Linked DNA regions of Mus musculus: region 1 is linked to region 2. The links are chromatin loops, found by intact Hi-C in ENCODE. Cell type or tissue: heart. All regions are shown on one strand.

Region 1 (8,000 bases), 100 kb before region 2:
CCTGACTGGCCTGGAACTTACTACGTAGGACCAGCAAGTCTTGAACTTGCATAGATTTCCTGTCTCCACCTCTGGAATGCTGGGATTAGAGATGTGCAGAACCAGATCTGTAAGACAGCAGTTCTTAACCTTCATAGGCCATGGTCTCCTATGGGAGTATGGCAACACTGACTGTCTACTGTCTACTATGGAAAAAACAAATCACATACACATAATTCTAAATGTTATGGGGGCTTGAAATTCTTACAAAGATCTCTCAAGCTTCGGTACCTGGTGTGAACATTCTGCTGTTATCCTGGTTTTAAAATGGGATGTGTGGATATTCAGTTGCTCAAAACTGAAGAATCCCAACCCCCAAAAAGGATTAGTAAAAGATTCTCTCAAATAATTTCAGGGCAGAAAGTATAAGGAGTAGGTATGGGTGGATCACTTTGCTTCATATAAAAATTCTCCCCTTATAAGTAGAAATTCCTTCATGGTGGATTAGAGATCTAGAGGTAGGATAGCAGAACCACAGACCTATTTTTCCTTTTCAATTGTATGACATAAACTACTTACATGAGATACAATTGGTGGCTGGGCATGAGTCTTTGGAGATGAAACAGAAACTAGCTGGCCCAGAAGCTTCGAGCAGCTAGTCTAGGACAGATCTAGGTGGATGGAAAGTGAAGATCAAAGCTAATGCTGGTGGTTGTCCTGACCTGCACATGCACACCATGGTGTCCAGTGGTTGCTGTCTCTCCTCTCTTCAGTCTTCCCTCTCTCCCTCCCTCCCTTCCTCCCTCTTTCTCCATTTCTCCTTCCCTTCCTCTCCACCTCCAACGCATGCACACACGCATGCAAATCTAGGAACACAAAGGACCCTGCCCTCAAAGATAAGCACTAAGGAAACCAGGAATGTTAAACACCTGGATTGTCTTTCCAAAGAGAGAGATGTTTTAGCCTGTTTTTCCACCAAGAAGACTGGGATGGAGGAGGTTAATAACTTGGTGATTTATGCTGTCTGTAGAGCCAGGGCATACCAAGCTCCCATAAATTGGACCCAAAGGAGCCCAAATGACCACTACACTATCTGTATGACCAAAACCATTTCAGATCCTCCCCTAGGCCGTTAGGATAATATATGTAGCTTATCTCAAGTGCCATGTACTCTGAAAAGAGTTTTGATGTCATTTTGCCTCCTCGTGCATAGGGGGCTTTGTGACACCAGCAAGCTTTTTCTCCAAATTGTACTGTACTTATATATACTTACAATAAACTGCTAAAGGTTAGACTTTTGAAGTTTGAACCAACAAAGGCTGTGTTAAATTGGACTTCCTCTTTGCCTTACACAGTCTGATACCCTGTTGGTCTTGGCATTTGCAGAAACCCCCTATAACCAGGGCCCAACATGGGGCATGACCCTTAGAGAAGGTTAAGGAAAGTTAAAAAAAAAAAAAAAAAAAAAAGAAATAGAAGGTAAGATACCAGGCCTCTTACCACAGAGGTATGGAGCATAGGTAAAAGAGTGGAAAATTAATAACAAAAACAGAGGAAAGGAAAAAAATTCTGCCATAAGTATCTTGGCAGAGTAGGTGGAATGGACTCCATAGCCTCTCCAGCTTCCCAGCTGCCCAGGAGTCACTTACTGCTACAGCATGCTCAAAGATGATGTGATTGGAACTCAGAGGCCTCAGTGTCCGACGCATCGATGCATCGCCTGACAATGGCAGGTGGAGCTAAGCCAGTGCAGCAAGAGCTTGTTTCTCCATTCCCCTCCCCCGCCCCACACACAGCAGGAATAAATCAATTAGCTTGATCAATGGCCCCTTTTTGAAGAAAAAAATTAAAACAAGCTCAAGGGGAACAATTACAACTAAGGCATAAAGCACTTACAGCCTGATGCTCATTAAATTTCCTGAGGTGCTGGGAATTAGATATGCAGATGACATTCTTCTCTGCTGCTCATCTTATCAATACTTACGTGAATGCTTAACTTTCATGATAAGCTAAAAGAACAAAGTTTTAAATTTGGGGCCATGTCAATTGAGTTTGCTTTTATCTGCTCATTACTACTGAGGATTTGGCTCTACTATTTAAGTTGCTCTCTGGAGACCCTTGTTTAAATTCTGTAAGAAATTTAACACCTGAAACAGGTCAGGTGGCAGTCAGAACAAGGTCAAAACAATGACCCATGATGAACAATGCCTTGGGGAACTGTGAGAGAGGCTCCAAGAAAAAAAGGCAGATGGCCTCTTACCTCAAGTACATTTTATTCCCTGGACTACTCTTGGACGTGATTCTGAGTCTCCTGTGACAAACATTTGTATTCAGTTTATAAGATGTCTATTCTAGTTGGATGTCAGTACATAGCTATAGAACCCAACCTGGTCAGTGTACCCTGAATCTGGACTTGGCCTTCTGCCGTGCTTTCATGCCATCTTAGATATAATCTACAGTATGTGCCAAGCAATTGTGTTTAAATTGGTCTGTCCTGAGAAACTTCTGGGACAGGACGGGTCTGTTAATAGTTAGTATTTAGTTTGTGCTTACTGACCTCTATGTACATGTTTTTCTAAACTCAAACAGCCTTCCTTGGATCATTGCTTTGTTACATTTGAATATAAAAGCACACTGAAACTGAAGTACAGTTGTCCACGGCATTAGACTGTGGTCCATCCCATTTTTTCAGGTCCTCAGATCCCAGGTCCAGCAGACAAGATCTGCACAGGTCAGCTGATAAGCCAACAGGCAAGTTATTAGTTTATTAAATAATGCTGGTATAAATTGACAGCACACAGAATTAATACCTTTCATCCTTATCAGTTGCTTATCCTTCCTTTCTCCCTATCACCTACTGGAAGGTTGTTGATGCAAGGTATTATAAAAATGTATGTATGTCATAATTCTCCAAAACAAGCTGTAACTTCTTATTTGCAAGAAATTAAATTAATGGTGGGAAGGCCATGTCCTAAACAACTTACTGGTAAAGAGCCTTCAGAAATCAATGTGCTACTAAACAAAATTCAGGTTGATTAATTGTTCTACAGCAATAATAATGGGCAGATTGCATTAGCATGATACTCAGAAGCTATAGACAACCTTTATCCAGAAGATCCCCTTTAAAACTTTTTTCTTTTGAAAATACCCTATGGGTACTGTCTAAAATTATATCTAAAATCCTATAGAGATTGCTTTTAATGCTTTTACAGGTGGCTCTTCAAAAAGACAACCAACATGTTTTATATACAAATGCTGCGTTCTCCACAAAAAAATTGTAAATTCCCTTGTACAGCTCAGCAGTCTGAACTTGCTACAATCAATCAGCATTTATTAAATGTATCTTAGCCACTGAATATTTTAAGTGTTATAGTAACCTATACTGCCTCAATTTTAACTGTTCAGTGTGTAAATATAGCAAAAACCAGGAGCTACAGACAAGAAGTACATATCTCTATTTTTCAATGAAACTTTACTTACAAACCACAGCAATATTCCTAACTATGTACAAAAACAGATGCAAGCCTACAAGATGGCTCAAGAGGCAGAGGTGCTTGCACACAGGCCCAACATTTCAAATGTTATCTCATTTTCTAGTTTCCCCTCCGAAAACCCCCTATCTCCTCCCGCCCCCTGCTCACCAACCCACCCATTCCGTTTCCTGGCCCTGGCAGTCCCCTACACTGGGGCATATAACCTTCACAGGACCATGGGTCCTAACAAGTGTTTTCTTTGGTTGGTGCTTTAGTCCCAGGGAGCTCTAGGGGTACTGGTTAGTTCATATTGTTGTTCCTCCTATTGGGCTGCAAACCCCTTCAGCTCCTTGGGTACTTTCTCTGGCTCCTTCATTGGGGACCCTATGCTCTGTCCAATGGATGGCTGTGAGTCTCCACTTCTGTATTTGTCAGGCACTGGCAGAGCCTCTTAGGAGACAGCTATATCAGGCTCCTGTCAGCAAGCTCTTGTTGGCATCTACAATCGTGTCTGGTTTTGGTGGTTGTTTATGGGTTGGATCCCCAGGGCTCACAACCATCTTAATGGGATCTGATGCCCTCTTCTGGTGTGTCTGTAGATTAGTGTACTCGTATAAATAAAATAAATAAATCTTTTTAAAAATGCTCTGTTAAAAAAATGAGAAAATCACATCTTTAGAACTAAATCTGCTACCGATTAGACAGTTGAGGGTCTTTTTAAAAAATGTATTAGAATCTTTTTGATAAAGGTAGTACCTGTAAAACGAAATAAATAAAAGTAAATGTTTTCTACTTTTTGGCACAAGGAGAGGAGGCAAAGATGAGCTCTCAGTATGCTGCCCAGTACGTTATAACTCGGCATCAAGTGACACTCCGGCTCTGTGCACAGCAGCGGAGACTACAGGACACACTGTACACTCCCAGCTAATCCTAGTCACTGAGCAGACTTCAGACTGACCTTTGCTTCTCTGTTTAGTTAGGTTTAGTTAGTAAAGGGGTGCTTCTAGGGCTGGCTCGTCCTCAGCATTAACCTACCAACTGACACTTTAAAGCACAGCACATCAATGGAACCCACCTGCAAGGACCAGGATCTGCACGTGGGCAGCTGCTGCACAAAGGGGCCAATGCCTTGCACTTAGCTGATATCAGGCTCTGTAGTAACTGTCCAGAAAGCAGCAGGGCTCCCAGGTCTGCTGCTGGAGCCCACCACACAATAATCAACTGAGGTTATTCAATTATAAATAAATCCAAGACAAAAATTCCAAGTACTTAGAGTGACTAAATCTATCATTGTGTTAGGTCTGTTCTCAAACATTTTAAAAAACTGGATGAATCTACATGTAGTTCTTTTTTAAAGAGCATACCTATCTAGAAGAATTCTCTCATTTTCTTTGGCTAAGAAAATATTAATTCTGCTATGTAACTATGAAGAAATAAATCATAATAAATAATGTGTCAGGGACAGTAAAACAAAGACCAAAACAAGGGAGTCCCCCATTATCATTGACATTATAAAGAAGAGGAATTTTTTAAATTGTTTTTATTATATTTGTGTATTTGTGTGTGTGTTTGTGCACCCGCATGTGCACCCATTACTCATGTGTAGAGGGCAGAAGACAACATTTAGGATTCATTCTTTCCTTCTAATATGGGTTCTAGGGCCTGAACTCAGGTCTTTAGACCCACATGGCAAGCACTGGTCCATTTCCTACTAAGTTATGTCGCCAACCCAGTGAGAAAAATTCTAACTTCAGTGTTACTAATAAGATAATATACTCAAGGCAACTAATGAGAGATTTTTAAAGAAAAGAAATGGCCTAAATTTTAAAAATGTAGGTACTTTTCTACACATGGGAGTAAGAGTATTCCTAAGCAGGAACTTATTTATGATTTTCTCACTAGGAAAAAAAAATCTAATGTTGACTCCATTAGCTTAAACTGCTACTGATGAGCAGGCCTGAGCCCCAGCAAACTCTGGTACACTGGGACCACACTTCAGTTAGTTTGCACTGAATCATATTTTAAAAGTGTTAAAGCAAGATTGCAGTGTAAGAAATGAACACTACACGTGGCAAGAACATCAGGCCCATACAATGCTTCAAGTACGGTAATCTATTTTCACATATATCATCTTAACAACTTGTGAAGTACACAAAACACCCGGTACTGTTCTCATTTTACATAAAACAAAGTACTGGAGCTCAGATTTAAACACCTAATCCTGCCCTTTATCCCTCCTCAGTGGGGCTTTCTGCTAGCAGCCCATGGCAGGTGCAGACATCAGCGCTACGCCTCCATAACACACAGGAAGTTTGTTAGGTGAGGATCCCATACCATTAACTATGCAGAACTCTAGAAGCAGGGGAGGAGAAAACAAAAGGTATGCTGGGCTGGTGGCATGGGCAGACAAGGTTACAGAAATGGCCTGAAAGCATGGAGAGAGCTTTAAAGTCTGGGTAAGGCCTGAGCAAAGTTTAAGGCAGAAAGAAATCTAATGGTTGGAAGAGAGAACAACATGAAATCCAAACGGGATGCTTTTTACAAAAGTAGAATGGATGCTAATTACAATGTGTGAAAGTGGGACAATGCTGCAGGGGGATGAGACCTTAAGCTAAAGGTCGGCTACCTCCACACCCAACATGAAGGACCACAAACTGAAATCAGTATGTTTGCTAGGAAGGTTCTGTTACATCTTCACAACCCACCTACAAAGTAAAACCAACATTCAAATTACCCAGTTTCTTATGCTTTACCTAAAACTTACCGAATCTTCTGGAGGTCTCTGGATTTTACCCCAGTCCACAGACGGTCCCTTTTCTTGCAAAAATCTATGAAATAGCTTCCGAAATCCATCAAGATCTTTTTTAGTGTGCTATGAAAATAGAAGAAAATGTTTAATACATAGTAAAACTAGATTCAAACTATTACTTTAAAAATACCTTTAAGTGAAATTCTTACACTATTAGAATATAGAGAAGGGCAAAAATACTAAGGCCTGTTTAAAACTGAAGTAGAAAAGTGAAAAGGAACTATATTTAAAGGAGTCTTTTAACACGCCAACCCCTCCACTATCACCTGCTAGTCAGTTGTCTTGTACTCTGAACAATTTTAGTCCCTATGAATTTCAACATTATTTTTTATTACATTCCAACATCTTTCACTACTTCTGAGTGCAAATAAATTCTCACCAAAAGAACAAAAAGGGAATAAAACATAACTAACCTCAAAACAGTAAGTACAAATTGAATTGAAAAATAAAAGATAATGTACTGACAGAAAGTAAAGCTTCTCGATTTTGGAAAACTGATAGCTCTAGCACAGGTCTGCTAGACCTGGAAAACTGAGAGCTCTAGCACAGCTCTGCTAGACCTGGCTATGGGCAAAAGGCACAGAGAGGACATGGCTTGTTACAGATCCGACTAAACATGGTAACCATCTCTATACCCAATGATACTCAAACACAACATAAACTGTAATCCTGTCCATGCTCTTTTGGGGACTTGGAAAATTTCCTCAGTTTTTTTTTTTAACAAAAGAAAGTAGCTGTACTATGAACAAATATTAACGATCTGTGAGTGTTCAACAGTGCTAACTTCTGATGTTACATCCTGTGCTCATTTCAGGCTGGAGAATCACCACTGGTGGCAATTATGCATGTTGACACACAAAGCAAAAGACACTATTGAATCCTTACCTCAAACTCATGTGAGGCTGCTGTGGTAAGTATTTTTTCTAATTCTTTCTTCACAGATAATTCTAGTTCTTGGAGAATGACCTCTTGGAACTGAGAAGCACCATCTTGAGACATAGCTTTGCTAAGATCTTAAATAAAAAAATATAAAGTCACTGATTAGTATCAGTCAGCAACAAGGAAACTTATTAATTTTGTTATTTACAGATTAAAGTCAAGATGGACCAAAGTCTGAGAATTTGTTGGCCTTTGCTTTATAACAAGATGGAAGTATGCTAAACAAAGAGTGATGGCTGTCAACTTGACAACATTTAGCTTAACTAAAACCCAAGAGGCTGGGTACACCTTTAAGGGATTTTGCTTAATTAGATTATTTGAAGTAGGAAGACCCACCTGTAATCTGGATCTCTGAGGTGGGAAGATCTACCTTTAATGTGCACCACATCTTCTACTGGCAGCCTATATAAAGGACACGCTCTTTGCCTGCCTGCCTTCACTCTTGTTGTTAAGTTCATTCATTCACTGCCATTAAGAACCTACACCTGTGGGATTCCAGAGTATACTGAAGACCAGCTGAGAATCCAGTCTCATAGACTGAACAACTACCAGACTCCTGAACTTGCTGTTGGGATACCGCCATTATTGGACTAGCTAGACCATAGCCTGTAAGCCATTCTACACATACATACATATATACATACATACATACATATATATATATATGCACACATACATATATATGTATATATATATAAATAAAATGTAATACTTATTCAATGTGTATATTCATTCTATCAGTTGTGTTCTTGAAAATCCTAGTACAGAAGCTTTAAAAAGACTTACCAGTGAATAAGTGA
Region 2 (8,000 bases):
TTTCTTTCTTTTTTTTTTTTGTTTCTTTCTTCCCATCTCCAACACATTTATTTTTAAATGAATTGCCTAATGGCACAGAAGTATAGACTAGAAAATAAGTATAAATGTAAACTGTTTTCCTAATTATTTTATAATCACAAACTCATACAGACCATGATACTCTGTACAAAACACAATAGATTATTTGGTTTTTCAAGACAGGGTTTCTCTGCATAGCCCTGGCTGTTCTGTAACTCACACTGTAGACCAGCCTGGCCTCAAACTCAGAAATCATGCCTCTGCCTCCCAAGTGCTGGAACTAAAGGCATGTACCATTACAAGTTTCAAAACACATGAAACTCAAGAAGAACGAAGACCAAAGTGTGGACACTTTGCCCCTTCTTAGAATTGGGAACAAAACACCCATGGAAGGAGTTACAGAGACAAAGTTTGGAGCTGAGACGAAAGGATGGACCATCTAGAGACTGCCACACTTGGGGATCCATCCCATAATCAGCCTCCAAACGCTGACACTATTGCATACACCAGCAAGATTTTGCTGAAAGGACCCTGATATAGCTGTCTCTTGTGAGGCTATGCCAGTGCCTGGCAAATACAGAAGTGGTTGCTCACAGTCAGCTATTGGATGGAACACAGGGCCCCCAATGGAGGAGCTAGAGAAAGTACCCAAGGAGCTAAAGGGGTCTGCAACCCTATAGGTGGAACAACAATATGAACTAACCAGTAGCCCCGGAGCTCGTGTCTCTAGCTGCATATGTAGCAGAAGATGGCCTAGTCGGCCATCATTGGGAAGAGAGATTCCTTGGTTTTGCAAACTTTATATGCCTCAGTACAGGGGAACTCCAGGGCCAAGAAGTGGGAGTAAGTGGGTAGGGGAGTGGGTGGGGGGAGGGTATGGGGGACTTTTGGGATAGCATTTGAAATGTAAATGAAGAAAATACCTAATTAAAAAAATTTGGAGGAAAAAAAACCACAATAGATTAAAAATAATTTAGCAAGGCTGAAGATTCATTCTCTGGTATTTGGAATTTAAAATGCAGTCCCAGGCTGGAGATATGGCTCAGGTGCTAAAGGCTAGGCTCATGACCAAAATAGATAGATGCAGTCTTTGTTTTTGGAATGATCGATCACTGGATGTTTGACACAGTCCATGCTTTTAACCAGATTTGAACAGAAGTGTGGCCACCAGGTAGAAGGAAATGACGTGTTTGGTTTCATGTGCCATATAATGACCAAAGTTCTGCCTTACCATGCAGTGCCAGGTGAGGCTGTATTTCATGTCAAATTTTTTCTTGATATAGACTGGAATATTCTTTTTTATGTCATACTGCTCCAATGCCTGAGTGGCTCACTCTACTGAGTCTTGTTGCTGATTGAAAACATTAAAAATTATGAATCTTTACTGAATATGTAAAGGATTCCTTTCTTATTATTGTCTAAAATTCAGCTTGACAGCTATGTAGCATGTACACTGTATTACAAATTATCACTTAGAGATATATCAAGCATGCAGAGTAGATGTAGGTCATCTGTAAATATAATATCATTCTATAAAACAGATGTGGACATGTAAAGATTTTGGTCTTCATGAAGATACTGGAACCTACTCTAAGTATAGAGAGACAACTATACATTATCATCCCCATAATTTAATATCATCACCCCTCATGGAGGCTAGACATGTGTTTTGTATGATATTTTGGAAAGCATTGGCTATTTACACATGAGTGAATGCATAAGGGGCCACTGGAACAAGAATTAAACCACTACAGTTTGTATTTGCCCATATCACTTATTTGATTTTAAATTAATTACTCTATGCCTCTGTATTTGAAAAATAGGAATAATAATGGTATCTACTTTACAGAGTAGTGTTGAAAATTAAATTAATTTATGTATATAAAGTACCCAAACAGCTTCTATAGAACATAGCAAGTATTTATTCAATGTTACTTACTTGAGTCATTGAGAAATAATGTATTTTATGAAAGATTAGAGAGAATTCTAGCTAATATAACATATAGCATTATTTATATTTTATACTTATATATTACATATAATTATATGTTATGTATAACACATACAATATCTAGTTCTTATATATTATATTTTGAATTATAATATTGATTATATAATATAATATTAAATGTATGATATGTGGTATATAATGTATTATATTTTATTAATTACAAATATATTTGTCATTCCTAGAACTGTTACTATAAAATATCACATATCATATAAAAATGTGAGTTATAAGACATTATGTATATTTCTTAGATTTGTTATTCAGAATGAATTTTATGCCTATACCATTTTGTATTTTAATGTTTTATATTTTTAAAAGCCAAATAAGACCAATCTAGAAAAGATTTTTGTACATTAATATTGCTTTAACATGCTAACTATGCCCAATCCTTGTTTATAGTGTTTGTAAATGCTACTTAACAGTGACAATTGGTCCACATGGTTTACTATTGCTATCTGTGTTGCACTAGTGAGAGATAGCCAGGTAGATAGATAGGTAGGTAGGTAGATAGATAGACAAAATAAATATGGAACTAGAAAATATCATCATAAGTGAGGTAACTCAGATCCAGAAGGACATGCATGGTATGTACTCACTAATAAGTGAATATTAGCCAAAAAAAGTAAAGACTACCCAGGATACAATCCACAGGACTCAAGAAGGTTAATAAGCCAAAGGGCCCTAGTGAGGATGCTTCAATCCTATTTGGGAGGGGGAAGTAAGCAGTCACTGGGGGCAGGGTTGGGAGGACAGAAGGAGGAACAAGGGAGGAAGAGGAAAAAGGGGGAACAAGATCGGGTATTGGGAGGGGAAATATGAGTGAAGCCCTGAGGATTAGCATTATGAACGGGAACAGGTAACCTTGGGAGGTGTGTGTGTGTGTGTGTGTGTGTGTGTGTGTGTGTGTAGCCTCTAGAATGTGCCAGAGATCTGGGAGATGAGAGACTCTCAGGACTCAAAGGGAGGGACCTTAGATGAAATGCCCAATGGTAGGGAGAGGGAACTTGTAGAGTCCATCTCCAGTAGAAAGACAGGGCATCAAGTAGAGGGATGGGGTTGCCATCCCATGGTCAAAAACTCTGACCCAGAATTGTTCCTGTCTAAAAGAACTGCAGGGACAAAAGTGGAGAAGAGACTGAGGGAACGGAGGTTCAGTGACCAACCCAAATTGGGATCCATCTCAAGGAGAGGTTCCAAGGCCTGACACTATTACTGATGCTATGGTATCTTACAGACAGGAGCCTAACATGACTGCCCTTCAAGAGGCCCAACAGATTGAGACAGATGCAGATACACCCAATAAATGCACTGAAATCAGAGGAAAGCCTGGAAGAAGTTGTGGAGGAGGGTGACCCCATAGGAAGACCAGCAGTCTCAAGTTACCTGGACCCCTGAGAGCTATCAGACACTGAGCCACCAACTAGGTAGCATACACTAGCTGGTACGAGACCCCCAACACATATACAGCAGAGGACTGTCTGGTCTAGCCTCAGTGAGAGAAGATGCACCTAACCCTGGACTTGAGACTCCAGGGCGTGGGGAGACCTGGCAGGGTGGGAGTGGGGATATCCTCTTGGAGATGGGGGTGGTGGTGGTAGTGGTGGGTGCAGGAGAGGAATGGGATGAGGAACTATCAGAGGGTGGACTGGGAGGGGGATAATGACTGAACTGTAAAAAAAAAAAAAAAAGATTAAAGATAATTAAAAAACAAAAATCTTCACACCGAATTTCAAGTGTTTGCTTCTTAGATTTTTATCAGAGTATTTATTCTACATAAACTAATTTAGCAAGTCAACTTTGTCATTTAGTCAATTTAACATGAATATGAAAGTGACTCACAGAATGACAGGAAGGTTTCTAGCATGACAAGTACATCACTCTTTAATAATAGCACATGAGTTTTGTTGCTCTTTGGAGCCATCTTCTGGTCAGTGGTGGATTACAGATAATGTAAGTTTTCCCCATGAATTTTTTTTTCCATTTTTTATTAGGTATTTAGCTCATTTACATTTCCAATGCTATACCAACAGTCCCCCATACCCACCCACCCCCACTCCCCTACCCACCCACTCCCCCTTTTTGGCCCTGGCGTTCCCCTGTTCTGGGGCATATAAAGTTTGCGTGTCCAATGGGCCTCTCTTTCCAGTGATGGCCGACTAGGCCATCTTTTGATACATATGCAGCTAGAGTCAAGAGCTCCGGGGTACTGGTTAGTTCCTAATGTTCCACCTATAGGGTTGCAGATCCCTTTAGCTCCTTGGCTACTTTCTCTAGCTCCTCCATTGGGAGCCCTGTGCTCTTTCCATTAGCTGACTGTGAGCATCCACTTCTGTGTTTGCTAGGCCCCGGCATAGTCTCACAAGAGACAGCTACATCTGGGTCCTTTCGATAAAAACTTGCTAGTGTATGCAATGGTGTCAGCGTTTGGATGCTGATTATGGGGTGGATCCCTGGATATGGCAGTCTCTACATGGACCATCCTTTCATCTCAGCTCCAAACTTTGTCTCTGTAACTCCTCCCAAGGGTGTTTTGTTCCCTCTTCTAAGGAGGGGCATAGTGTCCACACTTCAGTCTTCATTTTTCTTGAGTTTCATGTGTTTAGGAAATTGTATCTTATATCTTGGGTATCCTAGGTTTTGGGCTAATATCCACTTATCAGTGAGTACATATTGTGTGAGTTCCTTTGTGAATGTGTTACCTCACTCAGGATGATGCCCTCCAGGTCCATCCATTTGGCTAGGAATTTCATAAATTCATTCTTTTTAATAGCTGAGTAGTACTCCATTGTGTAGATGTACCACATAAAACCAGAGACACTGAAACTTATAGAGGAGAAAGTGGGGAAAAGCCTTGAAGATATGGGCACAGGGGAAAAATTCCTGAACAGAACAGCAATGGCTTGTGCTGTAAGATCGAGAATTGACAAATGGGACCTAATGAAACTCCAAAGTTTCTGCAAGGCAAAAGACACCGTCAATAAGACAAAAAGACCACCAACAGATTGGGAAAGGATCTTTACCTATCCTAAATCAGATAGGGGACTAATATCCAACATATATAAAGAACTCAAGAAGGTGGACTTCAGAAAATCAAATAACCCCATTAAAAAATGGGGCTCAGAACTGAACAAAGAATTCTCACCTGAGGAATACCGAATGGCAGAGAAGCACCTGAAAAAATGTTCAACATCCTTAATCATCAGGGAAATGCAAATCAAAACAACCCTGAGATTCCACCTCACACCAGTCAGAATGGCTAAGATCAAAAATTCAGGTGACAGCAGATGCTGGCGTGGATGTGGAGAAAGAGGAACACTCCTCCATTGTTGGTGGGATTGCAGGCTTGTACAACCACTCTGGAAATCCGTCTGGCGGTTCCTCAGAAAATTGGACATAGTACTACCGGAGGATCCAGCAATACCTCTCCTGGGCATATATCCAGAAGATGCCCCAACTGGTAAGAAGGACACATGCTCCACTATGTTCATAGCAGCCTTATTTATAATAGCCAGAAGCTGGAAAGAACCCAGATGCCCCTCAACAGAGGAATGGATACAGAAAATGTGGTACATCTACACAATGGAGTACTATTCCCCATGAATTTAAAGTTAAGCTTTTTGAACATCATGCACTCCCCATAAGGGGATAGCTAGAAATCAGTAGCCCAAATAATACCTAGAAGCAGTTTCTTCAAGAACAAAATAATGAGGGTCACTTAGAATGATGAAGAAGAGGGTCCTGGGTAGAAATGAGCATGTCCTCTATACTGCAGAATTATTTTAATTGTCTAACAGGTTTTTGTGTACTTCTTCCGGCTAATAGGATAGAAACACATACACATAAGCACACACATGCACTTTTAATAGCATGTACAAACTTAAGTGTATCTATATAGATCAACACCTTTCTTCTTTCAAACATTCATTACAAAAGAGAACTTCCTATCTGATCTCTTCCTATGGCAGCCTCATTACTATCTCTTTACAATAGCAGTGCTCTATTAGGTCAAGATGAACTCCTAGCTTTAAAGATCTCACCTGTATTCATCCTTATTATAACAACTGCCCTTTCTGTTCAGATGTGCATGTGACCACAGCTTGTCAAGGGACCCCCCCCCACACACACACCATTTTCATACTTTCAGATTTCTATCTTTGGGGCTGGAGAGATGGCTCTGTGGTTGAGAGCACTGACTGCTCTTGCAGAGGACCTGAGTTAAATTACCAACAACCACATATTTAATTATACATACATGTTGACTTTCCCAATATGATACACAGTACTTCAATTAGCCCTCCATACCCACAGGTTCTGCACCTGTGTATTAAGATAACTTTGAGTGGAAAATAACATAGGGAAAGGTGCCCATGTCTGTGTTAAACATGTGTTCTATGTTTGCTGTTCTTCCCTAAACAATGCACTATGGACACTGTCAAGAGTACTTAGAGCATGCTGGGTATTGTTGGTGATCTACTATGGGGACACGTGCAAAAAAATGGAGTCAAATGAAGAGAATTCTGAGTGCTTATGAGAAAACTCCAAGAAAACAAGAGCCATGTGACCTCAGTTTTTCCAAAACAAGTAATTGTTCTTGGAATGTGCGTGCACGTGTCTCCCAGGTGTAGCAGATAAGAGTGAGTTAACTGCAGATTATTCATCACACCTGGCCATTGTCATTTGTTTACATGCCAGGCACACGCTTTCCCTCTGAGTGTGCACTTTGATCATGTGACTCCTCTTAACCCATAGAGTATATATTCTCTGATACTCTGAAGAAAGTTGGTGATTGCATGCGACTGTAATCCTCCTCATGCATCAATTCTACTCTCCAGGTCCCACTGCCAACTGGAGGGGTAAATAGTCTACCGGTTATTTAAGTATAAAGAGGGGTATGCTTTTGATTATACAAACAACAAACATTTTATAGAAAGTATTTGAACACACAGATTTTAATATATGTAGGAATGTGCTGTTAGAGATCAAGAAACGGTTGTATATTTTGTATTATTTTCTTGAATTACATGGATTCCCACTCACCCCACCCCCTATCATTGTGGGATGTCTTTATGGAATTTAGTTTGCTTTTTACAACTCTGCAATGGAATAATCACAGGTAAATTTTACCCATTTTCATAATTATCACCTTACAGCTCTCTACTTGGTGTTTTTAACATAGACTGCCGAAATCCACCAATCCTGTTGATTGAAATAGCCTTGTTTTCCTTGGTGTCCTCCACCCTCTCTGGCTTATGTTAACTGCTTCCTCTTCCACAAGGTTCCTGAGGCCTCAGAGGAGGGATTTGATAGAGATATCCTGTTGACTTGGTGTTCCAAGGTCTCTCTTTCTTTGTATAATGTCTGTCTATGGGTCTCTGTTCCCATCTGCTTCAGGAGGAGGCTTCTCTTAAAGATGTCTGATCAAGGCACTGATCTATGAGTGCAGCACATTACTGTCATTAGGAGTCATTTCATTGCTACATACTCTTAGTAAAACTGTAGTAGTTGGTTATATCCTAGATTCCTGGGCTATCTTGTCTCAGGTTTGGATCTTAGCCCTCTCTTAGATGTGTAGTTGGTAAAAATCCCTTCTGTAGGTTATACTGTGCCACACCCACTCCAGTAGAGTCTGTGTGACAAATCCAAAAGCTTGGCCACAGTCCTGAGGCAAAAAGTTTCATGGAAACTGGTCTCCTGAAAGTTCTTTGGCATCCTGTAACATAGATGTGTTTCAGATTTGTCCCTGTGATAGTCGGTGGAGGGTCTTATGTGCTTTCCTTCAGTATTGTTTTATTATAGGTGCCCTCAAGGAATGATTTGACTTATTCAGACAAAATGCCTCCAGTGTTGAAAGAGACATAGTGAAAGAAATCAAGCATTGCAGTTTACTGGATAAGAGTAGAAATCTCAGGGTAAACATAGAGTTCTCATTATAGTCAGGTATGGTAGACTACATTACATATTAGAAGAAAGT

The links. Hi-C counts contacts between places; a loop is a spot of excess contacts. Peaks named below come from ENCODE experiments on the same cell type or tissue, not always from the same donor. Only the 100,000 strongest peaks of a DNase experiment are listed, where the experiment ranks them.
Region 1: it touches region 2 in a loop (8-fold over the local background); 13 of 42 quality-filtered maps call a loop at or near these places.

Annotation. Positions count from the first base shown.
Region 1 is chr11:21,347,133-21,355,132 of GRCm38, forward strand. Ugp2 (UDP-glucose pyrophosphorylase 2) reads right to left here. Exons shown (of 10, transcript NM_139297.6): 2 at 7,147-7,274; 3 at 6,217-6,324. Among named protein-coding and RNA genes, the nearest start is that of Mir1933, 6.5 kb to the left of the region's middle. In heart, CTCF peaks have their summits at 3,479 and 3,786; no DNase peak of the experiment used is centred here; H3K27ac peaks cover 340 bases.
Region 2 is chr11:21,449,986-21,457,985 of GRCm38, forward strand. No RefSeq gene overlaps it. Among named protein-coding and RNA genes, the nearest start is that of 4932414J04Rik, 57 kb to the right of the region's middle. In heart, a CTCF peak has its summit at 3,942 (motif pointing left); no DNase peak of the experiment used is centred here.